2 separate regions of the Homo sapiens genome follow, and region 1 is linked to region 2. The links are chromatin loops, found by intact Hi-C in ENCODE. Cell type or tissue: GM12878. All regions are shown on one strand. Region 1 has its middle 36 kb from the start of LRP2. Region 2 overlaps LRP2 (LDL receptor related protein 2).

What was found. Peaks named below come from ENCODE experiments on the same cell type or tissue, not always from the same donor. Only the 100,000 strongest peaks of a DNase experiment are listed, where the experiment ranks them.
Region 1: a loop joins it to region 2, with 2.2 times the contacts of the local background. A loop is called at or near these places in 4 of 110 quality-filtered maps.

Annotation. Positions count from the first base shown.
Region 1 is chr2:169,394,662-169,402,661 of GRCh38, reverse strand. No RefSeq gene overlaps it. Among named protein-coding and RNA genes, the nearest start is that of LRP2, 36 kb to the right of the region's middle. In GM12878, a CTCF peak has its summit at 4,780 (motif pointing right); no DNase peak of the experiment used is centred here.
Region 2 is chr2:169,138,615-169,146,614 of GRCh38, reverse strand. LRP2 (LDL receptor related protein 2) reads left to right here. Exons shown (of 79, transcript NM_004525.3): 70 at 692-868; 71 at 3,822-3,941; 72 at 6,070-6,160; 73 at 7,005-7,072; 74 at 7,244-7,364; 75 at 7,909-8,000. Among named protein-coding and RNA genes, the nearest start is that of DHRS9, 73 kb to the right of the region's middle. RefSeq lists a silencer at 4,542-4,836. In GM12878, a CTCF peak has its summit at 4,647 (motif pointing right); a DNase peak (open chromatin) is centred at 4,624.

The DNA.
Region 1 (8,000 bases), 260 kb before region 2:
TCAATTTCTGAGCCTGTTATTGGTCTATTCAGAGATTCAACTTCTTCCTGGTTTAGTCGTGGGAGGGTGTATGTGTCGATGAATTTATCCATTTCTTCTAGATTTTCTAGTTTATTTGCATAGAGGTGTTTATAGTATTCTCTGATGGTAGTTTGTATTTCTGTGGGATCGGTGGTGATATACCCTTTATCATTTTTTATTGCTTCTATTTGATTCTTTTCCCTTTTCTTCTTTATTAGTCTTTCTAGTGGTCTTTCAATTTTGTTGATCTTTTCAAAAAACCAGCTCCTGGATTCATTGATTTTTTGAAGGGTTTTTTGTGTCTCTATTTCCTTCAGTTCTGCTCTGATCTTAGTTATTTCTTGCCTTCTGCTAGCTTTTGAATGTGTTTGCTCTGGCTTCTCTAGTTTTTTTAATTGTCATGTTAGGGTGTCAATTTTAGATCTTTCCTGCTTTCTCTTGTGGGCATTTAGTGCTATAAATTTCCCTCTACACACTGCTTTGAATGTGTCCCAGAGATTCTGGTATGTTGTGTCTTTGTTCTTGTTGGTTTCAAAGAACATCTTTATTTCTGCCTTCATTTTGTTATATACCCAGTAGTCATTCAGGAGCAGGTTGTTCAGTTTCCATGTAGTTGAGCGGTTTTGAGTGAGTTTCTGAATCCTGAGTTCTAGTTTGATTGCACTGTGGTCTAAGAGACAGTTTGTTATAATTTCTGTTCTTTTACATTTGCTGAGGAGTGCTTTACTTCCAACTATGTGGTCAATTTTGGAATAGGTGTGGTGTGGTGCTGAAAAGAATGTATATTCTGTTGATTTGGGGTGGAGAGTTCTGTAGATGTCTATTAGGTCTGCTTGGTGCAGAGCTGAGTTCAATTCCTGGATATCCTTGTTAACTTTCTGTCTCGTTGATCTGTCTAATGTTGACAATGGGGTGTTAAAGTCTCCCATTATTATTGTGTGGGAGTCTAAGTCTCTTTGTAGGTCTCTAAGGACTTGCTTTATGAATCTGGGTGCTCCTGTATTGGGTGCATATATATTTAGGATAGTTAGCCCTTCTTGTTGAATGGATCCCTTTACCATTATATAATGGCCTTCTTTGTCTCTTTTGATCTTTGTTGGTTTAAAGTCTGTTTTATCAGAGACTAGGATTGCAACCCCTGCCTTTTTTTGTTTTCCATTTGCTTGGTAGATCTTCCTCCATCCCTTTATTTTGAGCCTATGTGTGTCTCTGCACGTGAGATGGGTTTCCTGAATACAGCACACTGATGGGTCTTGACTCTTTATCCAATTTGCCAGACTGTGTCTTTTAATTGGAGCATTTAGCCCATTTACATTTAAGGTTAATATTGTTATGTGTGAATTTGATCCTGTCATTATGATGTTAGCTGGTTATTTTGCTCGTTAGTTGATGCAGTGTCTTCCTAGCCACGATGGTCTTTACAATTTGGCATGTTTTTGCAGTGGCTGGTACCAGTTGTTCCTTTCCATGTTTAGTGCTTCCTTCAGGAGCTCCTTTAGGGCAGGCCTGGTGGTGACAAAATCTCTCAGCATTTGCTTGTCTGTAAAGGATTTTATTTGTCCTTCACTTATGAAGCTTAGTTTGGCTGGATATGAAATTCTGGGTTGAAAATTCTTTCTTTAAGAATGTTGAATATTGGCCCCCACTCTCTTCTGGCTTGTAGAGTTTCTGCCGAGAGATCAGCTGTTAGTCTGATGGGCTTCCCTTTGTGGGTAACCCGACCTTTCTCTCTGGCTGCCCTTAACATTTTTTCTTCATTTCAACTTTGTTGAATCTGACAATTATGTGTCTTGGAGTTGCTCTTCTCGAGGAGTATCTTTGTGGTGTTCTCTGTATTTCCTGAATGTGAATGTTGGCCTGCCTTGCTAGATTGGGGAAGTTCTCCTGGATAATATCCTGCAGAGTGTTTTCCAACTTGGTTCCATTCTCCCCGTCACTTTCAGGTACACCAATCAGATGTAGATTTGGTCTTTTCACATAGTCCCATATTTCTTGGAGGCTTTGTTCGTTTCTTTTTATTGCTTTTTCTCTAAACTTCTCTTCTTGCTTCATTTCTTTCATTTCATCTTCCATCACTGATACCCTTTCTTCCAGTTGATCGAATCAGCTACTGAGGCTTGTGCATTTGTCACGTAGTTCTCGTGCCATGGTTTTCAGCTCCATCAGGTCCTTTAAGGACTTCTCTGCATTGGTTATTCTAGTTAGCCATTTGTCTAATTTTTTTCAAGGTTTTTAACTTGTTTGCCATTGGTTCGAACTTCCTCCTTTAGCTTGGAATAGTTTGATCATCTGAAGCCTCCTTCTCTCAACTTGTCAAAGTCATTCTCTGTCCAGGTTTGTTCCGTTGCTGGTGAGGAGCTGCGTTCCTTTGGAGGAGGAGAGACACTCTGATTTTTAGAATTTTCAGCTTTTCTGCTCTGTTTTTTCCCCATCTTTGTGGTTTTATCTACCTTTGGTCTTTGATGATGGTGACGTACTGATGGGTTTTTGGTGTGGATGTCATTTCTGTTTGTTAGTTTTCCTTCTAACAGACAGAACCCTCGGCTGCAGGTCTTTTGGAGTTTGCTGGAGGTCCACTCCAGACCCTGTTTGCCTGGGTATCAGCAGCGGAGGCTGCAGAACAGCAGATATTGGTGAACAGCAAATGTTGCTGCCTGATCATTCCTCTGGAAGTTTTGTCTCAGAGGAGTACCCGGCCGTGTGAGGTGTCAGTCTGCCCCTACTTGGGGGTGCCTCCCAGTTAGGCTACTTGGGGGTCGGGGACCTACTTGAGGAGGCAGTCTGTCCGTTCTCAGATCTCAAGCTGCGTGCTGGGAGAACCACTACTCTTTTCAAAGCTGTCAGACAGGGACATTTAAGTCTGCAGAGGTTTCCGCTGCCTTTTGTTTGGCTATGCCCAGCCCCCAGAGGTGGAGTCTATAGAGGTAGACAGGCCTCCTTGAGCTGTGGTGGGCTCCACCCAGTTCGAGCTTCCCAGCCGCTTTGTTTACCTACTCAAGCCTTGGCAATTCTGAGCGCCCCTCCCGCAGCCTCGCTGCTGACTTGCAGTTTGATCTCAGACTGCTGTGCTAGCAATGAGCGAGGCTCCATGGGTGTAGGACCCTCTGAGCCAGGCGTGGGATATAAACTCCCGGTGTGCCGTTTACTAAGACCATCAGAAAAGCGCAGTATTAGGGTGGGAGGGACCCGATTTTCCAGGTGCCGTCTGTCACCCCTTTCCTTGGCTAGGAAAGGGAATTCCCTGACCCCTTGTGCTTCCTGGGTGAGGCGATGCCTCGCCCTGCTTCGGCTTATGCTCAGTGCACTGCACCCACTGTCCTGTACCCACTGTCCGACAATCCCCAGTGAGATGAACCCAGTACCTCAGTTGGAAATGCAGAAATCGTACGTCTTCTGCGTTGCTCACACTGGGAGCTGTTCCTGTTTGGCCATCTTCTTGATCTTTTGAATTATTTATAAGTTTAGATTATCTGGGGTCACTGTTCTTCTCCATCAAACTAGGTACTATAAGGTTGATTCAAGAAGAGATATATTCTTCATGTGGGTTTGACTTTCACAAACTTGCTTTTTCTGGTAGTAACTACCAGAAAATAGCTACCACGTGTACGTATATCTGTGTGTGTGTGTGTGTGTGTGTGTGTGTGTGTGTGTGTATTTCATAACATACATGCAAGTACCAAGATAAGCATTTTAAATTTGCATCTCATTTAATCCTCACGATAGGGAGGAAATTGAAATTTAGTAAAATTCAGAGACTTGCTCAAGATTGCCCAGCTAGAATTTGGACTTTGATGTGTCTAATTCTTAAATTCACGACTTTTCTCTTTGGTAATCTGTGTTAAACATGTTAGTTTTATTTGCTAAAATATTGACTTCATCATGGCTGGGTGCAGTAGCTCACACCTGTAATCCCAGTACTTTGGGAGGCCGAGGCGGGCGGATCACCTGAGGTCAAGAGTTCGAGACCAGACTGGCCAACATGGTGGAACCCCGTCTCTACTAAAAATACAAAAATTAGCTGGGCATGGTGGTGCATGCCTGTAATCCCAGCTACTTGGAAGGCTGAGGCAGGAGAATCGCTTGAACCTGGGAGGCACAGGTTGCAGTGAGCTGAGATCATGCCACTGTACTCCAGCCTGGGCGACAGTGAGACTTTGTCTCAAAAGAAAAAAAAAAATGAATACATTAAGTCCTCAATGTCATCAATAGGTTCTTGGAAATGGCAACTTTAAGCAAAATAAGATATAACAAAACCGATTTTATTTTTCTCATTGACATTATAACTAAGCCAGCCATGGTGGTTCATGCCAATAATCTTAGTTTCTCAGGAGGCTGAGTCAAGAGGCTTGCTTGAGGCCAGGAGTTCAAGATCAGCCTGGGCAACTTAGTGAGACTCCCATCTCAAAAAAAAAAAAAAAAAAAAAAGACATTATTCAAAGACCTGTTGTACCTCATTTTGCTTAAAGTTGCATTTCCACAGGACTTAGTGTACATTGTTTTGTCAACCGAATGAAAATTGCTTCTTAATGTTAGGAAAAAATGCAAGCAGAGAGGATACAGAAATAAACCTGTTAATTATGTATGAAACAAGACCTACTAATTTAACCTGGCTGTCTAAGATACAGTTCGCTTTCAGTAAACATCACAGATTTAAATCATTTTTTCCTCTAAAACATAAAGGGAAATTTTAGAAATGTCAAATTATATAGCAAGAATGTCAGTGAAAAAAAGGATTGTATCTGGCCACTGGGTGTCAATCTTGATCCACAGTCACAGGGAAAGAACACTCTTTTATGACTCCAGCTTTTCTTTCTCATTCTCTCCGGAGAGAGTTAGGAGAGTGATTTTATTTATAGCTAATAGGACACATTTTCTCTCTTAAAATCTTTGTGATTTCTAGTCCACTACCATGAAGATTATAATCTTCAGAGAATCTGAGGAGGAAAAAAAGACTAAAAATAGCAGCCAAAGAAACATCTTTAACAAAAATGCACTACATTTGCAGTTCTAAAATTATTCTGGGCTGGGTGTGGTGGTTCATGCCTATAATCCCAGCACTTTGGGAGACTGAGGGAGGAGGATCACTTGAGCCCAGGAGTTCAAGACCAGCCCGGGCAACATAGTGAGACCCTCTCTCTAGAAAAAAAAAAAAAATTAGCCGGGCATGGTGGCACGCGGGCCTGTTGATCCCAGCTACTCAGGAGGTTGAGGTGGGAGGATCGCTTGAGTCCAGGAGATTGAGGCTGCAGTGAACCGTGATCGCACCACTGCACTCCAGCCTGGGTGACAAGAGTGAGACCTTATCTCAAAAAAAAAAAAAAAAAAAATCATTCTGGGATAAGCTTGGCCAGCTGTGTAAGACATTATTTTGTGACTTGATTTCTGTACAGTTCTGACTATGTAAAATTTCAAAGTTCCATATGTCAAATATTTGTCTGGAAAATCTAGCTCTTTTAGTGAAATGGTATGTTTTATTATATGATTACCATTTTAAACTAGGAAAAAGGTGAAACTTCAGAAGGTTATATAATATAGGGGGATTTCTCAGCCTCACAGTTCCCTTACCATTACCTCCCTCTAGTGCATCCTTCCAGAATCTAGATATACTCTATACATACATAAGCATTTATGTCTACATAGCTCCTCTGTTTTTAAATACACAAATGGCATAGTCAACATGCCATTCTGAAACTTTTTTTTTTTTACATTTAATAAAGTATCTTGGACATTGCTTTGAATCAGTTAATGTAGATCTGCCTTATTCTGAATTGAGACCATACTTTAAAAAAAGACATTAAATAGTGCTCTGATGTTCTCATCTTTTAGGATTTTACAAGTGGCACCAAAGGCAAGAATTTGGTCAGACATGCCAATCCAGATTAGAGGAAATGGAACGCAGAGGAGCTGGACATCCTCACCTCTCATGGTCTGCAAGTCTTTGATTCCCCTTCTCCTCCTCCTCCTTCCAAACCCCTCCAACACTCTTGAACATATCTCTGACTTCTGTTTATCTTACACTTGCTGACAAATCTCCTTGGAAGCTGGTGGTCCATTTAGCCATGCCACAGCCATATCATGGCCCCCAAGACACACCACAGCATTGTAAGGGCCCCGAAGAAAACATATCATAAAATTAGATAAAGCTGGATATTTGTAAGTAAAATTTTAAAAATCCCTTGTTTGGTTAAAACAATGCAGATTTGATTTCATTTACTTCTAAGCTCTTTAACTGAATTGAGCATATTTGTATTTTCCCAAATTCAGTAGATTAGACTTGAATCTCTCATCCCATAAACAGGGATGCCCCAAATGAGTCTCAATGATTACTGTATGTTGCTGTGGCCGCAAATTCACCTTCCATTATGTTGGACTGACATTCAAACTGTTCTGGACAAAATGCCAGTACTCTTTCTAAAACCAGTGTAATCATGATGTGTTGAGATATACCTTCAACAGGTAGCCGATGAGTCCTAGCTTTCTGGAGTTGTTGCACTCTGCTGCTGGGTTTCAACTTCCCCTCCCATCCCAGGCACTGCGGGTGGTTTTGCCTCGGTTTTGAATTCATTTGGTTTTGAGCACTTGTGGAGTCTTGTTTCATGTCCCTGGGGATCGTTAGTGACATCCTGGGTGTGGAGTGCTGGGGGATATCTGTTACCAAGCTGTGGTCTCTTTCTCAGCGTAGTAGTTAGAACCGTTGGTCAGTAAATGGGCTTTCAAAAAGCCTCAGGGCTTTGTAATTCTACAAATGGTATAAAACAGGCCCCTTTGGAGCGATTCTGCAGCACTGCCCGCTAAAAGTTAAGGGAAATGACTGGCTCTGTGTCCAGAAGGGAATGAGTGTTGGATGTTTTATCCCCTGATTGGATGTACAGAAGCTGGCCTTGATATGCAGCTGAGGTCCCTGTTGGCCTCAGAAGCTCCAAAAACATCTTAGCTAGGAATGATGTGAAGTCAGGGCTCCTAGCGGGGTGCTCCCCAGGCCTTCTGGAGCAGTGTTTCAATGGGCCTTTATAGTCTGGCTGCCATGTAATCTATTGAGGCTTTGAAAACATTAATGCAGCCTCTGAAAGGGTCCAGCACAAAGGAGGGGTGGAGGTGCCACCAACAGGAAAAAAAGGGCCTGCTTCCTTGCTTCTCAGACCTCCATCACCAGTGATCCAGAAGAATGAGTTCCTTACCTGGGACTGTGCTGGAAAGCTTTGACCTCTAGTTTCTATTTTTGCTTTTAGTGGGTAACTGCTGCTAAACCCAGTGTCAAATAGGCCTTTCAGAAATGCAAAGAAGGATTTAGTGCTATTTGTTGTGTTCCCTTGGGCTGGATACTAACAGTTTCTTTATTTGTGAAATAAAAACAACAATAATGATACTACCTGTGGAAATAAATGAGATAATGTGTGTAAAAGGCTTGGCACAAAGCTGGCCCGTAGTAAGTGCTCAATTAATAGGGGCACCAACATTAGGAGAAAAGGTTGCTTTCATAGTTACCTGTGTGGGATGACTTTAGTTATTCCTTGTCTAAAAGCAGACCTACTCCCCTGACTCTGATATGTGAAATTCTGTAACTAGAGATTCACTTCTAAAAATCAAAATGTCTTGGTAAGTGTAAACACTTCTGTGAAAGAGAACATTCAGGCTTGGCAACCATTTACACATTAATGAGAATAAACTTAACAGATTTTGTTAGGGAGAGATAAGGGCAGTGAGTACTTTGGGAAGAGAAAGAGTTCCCACTGAGTAGAGGAAAAGTGTAGAGATACTCCAAATCTAGAGATAGGGCAGGCTGCCCTGTTAAGTAAGCACCTCTATTTCCTTGGGTTTGTGTTCTTTTGAGACAGGTCATCTGATGACCCAGAAATATTCAGTCTCATGGTTCCCTCGCTCCATTATTAACCATTTATTAATTCTTTGCTTGAATTAGTACAAGACTGGAAACAGAATGAGGGCAAAAACCCCAATATGCTTGTACTACTGCATGTTCA
Region 2 (8,000 bases):
CCCCTCCACCCCCACCAACTCCCACCTGCTGAATTAAATGCAGATGAGTTCATTAGCAATAATTAAATCCTTTTCGTCCTTTTTACACAACTTTAAAAAAAAATGCTTCTCAGCAGAAGATATTGAAATAACTGAGTTTCCTGTTAGGTTGCCCCAGTAGAGGTGGTTTCATGTGTACCAATGTTAATTCATGTCTAACCGCTTCTGGACACATTCATTTTCACTTTACTAGATTGCCCAGTATGCACAACTGTAAATATCTAGGAGATGAACATTTTTTGTTGTTGTTGTTCAGACTCTGCAGAATTGCAATGACCCAGCACATATCACATTTTTCCTATTTGGTCAGATAGATGTCTTATGTTCAAAAGAAAACATAAAATCTTGCCATTTAAATTGTTTTCCAAAAATGCAGTAAAATCAGTAACTTGAAAGTGAGCTAGGGCCCTGTGATTGGTGTCGGGTGGTATACATCAATGTGGTTTAATTTCTATCTTCTTGACCTCCTAATGCAGCACACTTTCACAGTCCCATGTAGCTAAAGTCAGCCTGAATATTCCCAGAGCTTCAAGGCATTGTATGAGGGAATAATTCAAGCAGAATGACATCAGATCTAGAAGTGGCGGTAGGGTGTAGTGGGTATTTTCTTTTCAATAACCTTCTGTTTTGTTTTTCCCCTGTGGGTAAGCAGCAATGAACCCTTACAGCCTGGACATCTTTGAAGACCAGTTATACTGGATATCTAAGGAAAAGGGAGAAGTATGGAAACAAAATAAATTTGGGCAAGGAAAGAAAGAGAAAACGCTGGTAGTGAACCCTTGGCTCACTCAAGTTCGAATCTTTCATCAACTCAGATACAATAAGTCAGGTAATCACCAACTTTGGTATAAGATGCTCCTCATTACTTGGAAATCTTATTTCAAAATAATGGCTATATTGCTGGAAGATGGCAGTAGATAACAACAAGCTAATCTCTTGGTGCATGAAAGGGGTATATGTGTATGTACGTTTGCTGGGGGAGAGGAACGTTTTAACCATTTTCACCAAAGAAAGATAAAATTGGTGGTCAAATGAAATTATGCAAACCATCAGCAGGTAAGTAAAAATATTAGCCCTCATCATTGTTTGGAGTGATGGATATGTACTTCTAGGCCACAGAATCCAGCAGACATCAGTCCCCTGCTAAATGTGAGTTGGGTTAACAAGTCACAAAATGGGTTTCATAGGCATCAGAAATCTTATCCTTCCCATTGCAAGGCTAGGCTAGTCAGGTCAACCTGAGATATGTAGGTCTTAGTTTAAAATGGCCAGTCATGTGCATTCCTACCCGCTCCCCTCTGTCTCACTTTCCCACTTCTGGGCCCTGCTTCCTCAGGTTACCTGTGCGCTAATTTATCCTTCAGCAGTGTGTGGAGCAAGATGAAAGGCAAAGGGAAGTGAGGAAAGGAAATAGCCTTTTACTAAGTTCTTATGTCAAATTCTCTCTTCAGTGTTAATTCAGCCATCTATTACTTCAATTACCTTATAAAGACCTCCCAAACCTTATAAAGACATTTTATTCTCATCTCAAATAAAGAAACTGAGGCCGAGACAGATTTAGTAACTTGTGTGCCTAAGTCACATAACAAATGGGTGAGTTTTAATCTCAGAAATGAAATAATTTTTAGGTTCAATTCTATCCAACCCAAAACTCAGCATCTTGCTGTATTGGCCCAGTGTTCAGTATGCCAAAGTCCCAGGTTGAATGCTATGGATATGTGGCCTTTGACAAGTTACTCCCTTCCTGTCCCCATATGTGAGTCATGGGTGGAGTCTGGGGTTGTCTTGAGTCTGCTGATATTTTGAGACCTTGATCAGCCTTGAAAAATTGCAACTCAAAGCTGAGACTCCCATGAGATGACAGGGGTGGCAAATGCCTTTTCTAGGGCATGGCTTCCTTGTTTTGGAAGTATATCACCAAAACACTCCAGAATACTCCAGACCCTACCAATAGAATAGCTTTTGTGTCCTAAGTGCCCTTGCGGCTCTCACACTTGGCAATTTTAAAGGTAGGAGAGGAAGGCACAGTACACCTGGAAAGGCTATCTCCCCTCCCTACCGCCTCTGGACCCTGAGGAGAAGGCAGAGGAAAGTCTGGAGGCTGCCCCTGAAGGAAAAGCATCTCCCTCCGGCAGCTGATGCTCAGGGAAGGCGGCTCCTTTGGAAAGTGCTGGTGGAGTGGGGGTGGGGGTGGGGGTGGGGATGGGGAGTACAGCCCCAGCCCAGCCTGTTTGAACCAAGAGTTCTGAAAGTTGAGCATGCCTCAGAATTATCTGGAGAGCTTGTTAAATATAGATTCGTGGGCCCCATCTGTTGCACTTCTGATGCAATATGCCTGAGGTGGCCTAAGAATTTGCATTTCTAGTTCTCCTGTGACGTTGATGCTGCTGGTTCAGTGACCACATTTTGAGAACCGCTGCTCCAGTCCCTTGCTACTCAGAGTGTGGGCCATGGGCCAGGAGTCTTGGGATCCTTATGGGAGCTGGCTAGAAATGCAGTCTCTCAGGCCCACCCCAGACCTTCTGAATCAGAATCTGCATTTTAGCAAGATTCCCCAGGTGATGGATAGCACATTCAAGTTTGAAAATCTCCACTCTGGAGGGCCGACGAAATGGTAATGAGACAGATATTGATGGAGGCTTTTGGAAGATGTGTTACTAATTTATAGCTATGCTTTGTCTGTGGTTACATCTTGAATGACAGACAATCAGGATCACAGAATGTTAGTCTGAGAAGGAATGTAAAGATTATCCACTCCAGTACAACCCTTGGATAAATCATAATACATGCTAAGGTAGAATTAATAAGGCTCTAGACTTACCTAGGGAGCTTTTAATGGTAATACTTGAACTCTACCCCAGACCAATTCAAATCTGAATCTCTGTGAATGGGCATCAATAGGTTTTTTTGTTTGTTTGTTTTTTGTTTTTGAGACGGAATCTTGCTCTGTCGCCCTGGCTGGAGTGCAGTGGTGCAATCTCGGCTCACTGCAAGCTCCGCCTCCTGGGTTCACACCATTCTCCTGCCTCAGCCTCCTGAGTACCTGGGACTACAGGTGCCCGCCACCACGCCCAGCTAATTTTTTTTTTGTATTTTTAGTAGAGACGAGGTTTCACTGTGTTAGCCAGGATGGTCTCGATCTCCTGACCTCGTGATCCGCCCAAAGCGGCCTCCCAAAGTGCTGGGATTACAGGTGTGAGCCACCGCGCCTGGCCTGGCATCAATAGTTTTGAATAGCTCCCAGGTGATTATGAGGAACCATTGCTCTAAATTCCCTTTTCTTGCAATTAAGGTAACTGAAACCCAGAAGAAATGTCTCCTTGGAGGGTTGGGGTGGAAATCACATCCAGTATACTTTGGATAGACCATATGTTATGATCTGTCCAGTTTTGGGTAGTGACAAATCTTGGTATAATATGTGGATCTCACTGGTCTTTTGAACCATCTCAAGTTGTTTAGCACTGAGTAGATTTTGAGGTTAGGCAGTGAACCAGATACCCACCTTCCAAACCTCTCAGGGCAGCAGAGAAGATAAGTGATGCCAATAGAAAATGTGAGTGGTACAGAAATTGGCTGGAGGGCCCAGAGAGGGACTATCCCACTGCAGTGTGGTGGCAGAGATGATAGTGTAAATGAGGGTGAGTGGCCAGCTGACACGTGGACGAGAGGTATTGAGAGGATGCCTAGGCTCTGCTGTCACCTGGCAGAGCCACTTCCAGTTGCTGGGTATTCAGGTTATTCATTCTGTCAGGACCTAACTGCTGTTCTCACCCGCTTTCCAGTGCCCAACCTTTGCAAACAGATCTGCAGCCACCTCTGCCTTCTGAGACCTGGAGGATACAGCTGTGCCTGTCCCCAAGGCTCCAGCTTTATAGAGGGGAGCACCACTGAGTGTGATGCAGGTAGGAGCACTGCCCAAGCAGCTATGGGGGCCTGGGAGCACTCCTCTGCTGCCTTCAGGAGTCAGAAGAATCCCTGTATGCTGGGTCCTTTGCAGCAGAGTGGGGATGGCTGGAAGGAGGGTTAAGGGATGTGGGAGGTATGAACAGAGTTGAGTGGGACTTAGGGGGCAAACAGAACTGTGTTCCAGTGACTGCTGAGAATTATTTGCTAAGATCTGCAGAAATATAGATCCAGTGTCCCTAAATCTATTGCTGTGTTGTTTTGTAAAGACATTTTGAAGAGTGAGTTTTTATAAGACCTCTACCTCAAGCTGGATTCCCATTGCCCCAGAATCCACTCAACCTTAATTGTAGCTCCTCAGGGTAGAGAACCATGTCCAGTTTTGACAACTGAAAAAGGGCTACCTTTTGAAAAGTGCTTTATATTATCAGGAGACGAAGACCAGCATGAGGAAGCTGTGGTTTAATTCTAGTCCCAAACGCTGTGGGTGATCTATTCTTGGCAAGACTTTTTTTCAATGACTCTTTTAAGGAGTTAATAAGCCGGATGGGGGCGAATAACTAGTGTCCCTAACTAGCATCCGGTGCTGGAAAAGCCTGTGAAAAAGTCGTCCTGCAATTCACTAGCGGCCCATTTTATGGCTCACATCCTTGGGGCCTTCCCCCAGTTTTAGCTGATGGGGAAAGGAAAACGCTTAACCACCTTCTACCACCAGGGGGAGCAGGCAGTTAGACCAGGAACCACCCTTTGACTCATTCCAAACAGGCTGAGGAGTTGGCAGGTTTAGGGAATGAATCCAGGGAGAAAAAACTGTTTCTTGTCACCCCTCTTCCCCTACTCTTGCACTCATCCCAACGCTACTGGGGAAATATTGGTAGGAATCCAATATTTCGAGCCATATTTGGAACAAAATGACAATTTCAGGCTTTGAGATTTGTTCCATGCTGTGGATAGATTGTTTTGCCACTTACTGCAATTTCACATCGTGGGAGCAGTGTGGTCCTGGTTGTCACCTCATCTACTACTTTTCTCATTTAAACTTTTTGCCAAGTGGATTTTATTAAGATTCTTGTTTTAAAGAACTTTAACCGAAGTAAGCACACGAATGATGGCAGTCATTCCATATAGGGCCTCGGTTTGGTATAATAATTAAGCAATTAGTCCAGTGAGATTTCTTGAGTGCCAGCTATGTGCCAGGCACTGTTCTAAGTGCTGGAGGTAACAGAGGTGAACAAAACAGACAAAACCCCCTGTGTGTATTGAGTTTACATTCTAAGAGGACAATAAATAGAGAAGTCAATAAATACATGGTAGTTCAGGTGGTACTATGGAGAAAATGAAGGCAGAGGAAGAGGGATGAGGATGGGGTGAGTGGGGATTGTCCTTTAGATAGTGTTCAGGGAAGACCTGTCTGATACAGTGAACATTGAGTGGAGACTCAGATTGAAGGACTGAGCCAGGAGGGTATCTAGACTCTTTAAATAATATACACATGTAACCTATACTTATTAAGCATCTTCAATATAAAAGACACTGAAGCACTAATTCCCCATCAGGCACATCCTGGGAGTATGTACAGGCCTAGCTGGGAGCAGGGACTTGGAGTAAGGGCAGTTTGGGAGGACTTGAAAACTCAGGAGCTCTCTAGCTAACTGCCTATCAAATATCTCTATATCTGTAGCTATGTGACTGCCTGTGGACTGATCAATTACTGATGCTTTGGTGTCTTTAGTTGAAGTTTCAAGGTGGGCCTACATTAAACTCTTGATTTTAACTGGGTTCACGGAGGAGAATTCTGAAAACTTCAAATGAGAATGTGAATATTTTAAGAGATTATTTTACCACTAGGTTCTTGTAACTATTAATATATGTGCTCCAGAGTCTAGTACCTCTCCATTGTTTTTTGGGAAAAATTCTATAAACTGCCCCCTTTCTTTCCACTAAATGTATGTTACTCTCCAAGACCTTAAGGAAACTCACTGGACTTAGGGGGAAGGTAAGCTTTGACAGGGAGACTAATTGGCTGGCCTGCCCCTCCTCCCACCCCTAACCTGGGCCGGTTTGCATGGTGTGGGCACTCTGCTGAGTACAGCTGACTAACACCTGCATGGCTTTCCCTTCCTGCAGCCATCGAACTGCCTATCAACCTGCCCCCCCCATGCAGGTGCATGCACGGAGGAAATTGCTATTTTGATGAGACTGACCTCCCCAAATGCAAGTAAGTCTGAATGTTGAGGTCCCAGCTATAGGCCTTGCCTCTTCTGGGGAAATTTGAGACCTTAAAGTAGCCAGGAAAACAAATACAGGAACCTCACCAGTTCACTAATTCTTACATTTTAACCAGCTTGCCTTCCCTTGAGGGAGTCTACAGAGAACTGAGGCAGTGCTTCTTTAACTAGAATGTGCATAAGAATCCCGTGGAGATCTGGTTCAAGTGCCCATTCTCACGCACAGAGATTCTGCATTTCTAACAAGCTCTAGGTAGGCCACAGGGTCTTGGACCACACTTTGGGGAGCAAGGAGTTAGAGAATTGGCAGCAGCATTTTCCTACTCACCTGGTATTGTTGATTACAACAGGGCTGTGGGAGAAGAGCTGTCTGCAGGGCTGCTTTAGTACAAGGCACTCGTGATGAGCAGAAAGACTGGGATGGATTCGGAAAGAAGATGACTGTGTTGCGAAAACTCTAACATGGAGCAAGATAAATGGATGTCTTTAAAAAGCATTTAATGAAAGCATATAAAAGAAAGAAACATAACCATGGTTTCCATTTGTACTCTCTAAGGAAGCATTGCATAGATTAGACACCAATAGGTTTTCGTGGCCAGACTCACCCCCTCAGTGCCACAGCTACTCCATTACAAGTGCATTTCTAAAATCAGAGCACTGTTCTTTCTGCTTGTCTTCTCTTGGCAGAATGAACAAAAGTCATGCAGGATACATTGTCTGTTCAACATGTAATTTATGCAGTCAAAGCTCTCTCTACTTCAGGATGTGCTCAGAAAAATGCAGTAGAAGCCTAAGAACATAACAGCTAGTGAATGATTTGCTTTTTCCTTTCAGGTGTCCTAGCGGCTACACCGGAAAATATTGTGAAATGGCGTTTTCAAAAGGCATCTCTCCAGGAACAAGTAAGTTTTAAGAATGTGAGCAACTTGGAAATTACTCATGGCCCCTACATTGAATGCTGTCACAGCTTTTCTACTTAACCCAGTCTTTGAAGGAGTGGTTCTAGCCCCCAGTTTCTGCCAGGATTGCGGGCTCCCATGTGTTGATGTGCTCTCTGCTATCTTCTTCTATAGCCGCAGTAGCTGTGCTGTTGACAATCCTCTTGATCGTCGTAATTGGAGCTCTGGCAATTGCAGGATTCTTCCACTATAGAAGGACCGGCTCCCTTTTGCCTGCTCTGCCCAAGCTGCCAAGGTCAGTTTCATTATGGGGAACGTTGATGTTTGAAGCCTAAGAAATTCATATGAAGCCATGTGAAGGACTTAGTTTTCTTTCTAAGTTAAAAAAGCACAATACGCAGTTCACCGATTCCACAGAAACAAAAAGTAGTGAGGATGTAAAGCAGTCACTTCAAATCCCAACTTCTTAGTCAAGTGCTTCTCTAAAGCCTGAGTGACAAGCTGTGTTTTGTAGTCCAAATGGTTGTGCCTACTGGTAGGTGTTCAGGTCAGAGAGGAGTGAAAAGGCAGCTGTGTGATGGCCCAGGCTTTATCCTTCTATGTGCTGGACTCTTTTTCTTTTAGATCTCATGGTTCAGGAATGTGCTTTAACGTTTCCAGGTAGCTAAGGGAACTTACTACCATATTTGACAGTGTAAATTTAGAGTGGGAATTGAGCATTACATTTGAGGAAGATTTGGCAATGTGGAGGAGAGGGTACTATTGTGAAAGGTTGTATTTGTTGTTTTTGTTGTTGTTGTTTTAAATAACAAGACACTGTTTTGGTTACTTCTTTCCAGCTTAAGCAGTCTCGTCAAGCCCTCTGAAAATGGGAATGGGGTGACCTTCAGATCAGGGGCAGATCTTAACATGGATATTGGAGTGTCTGGTT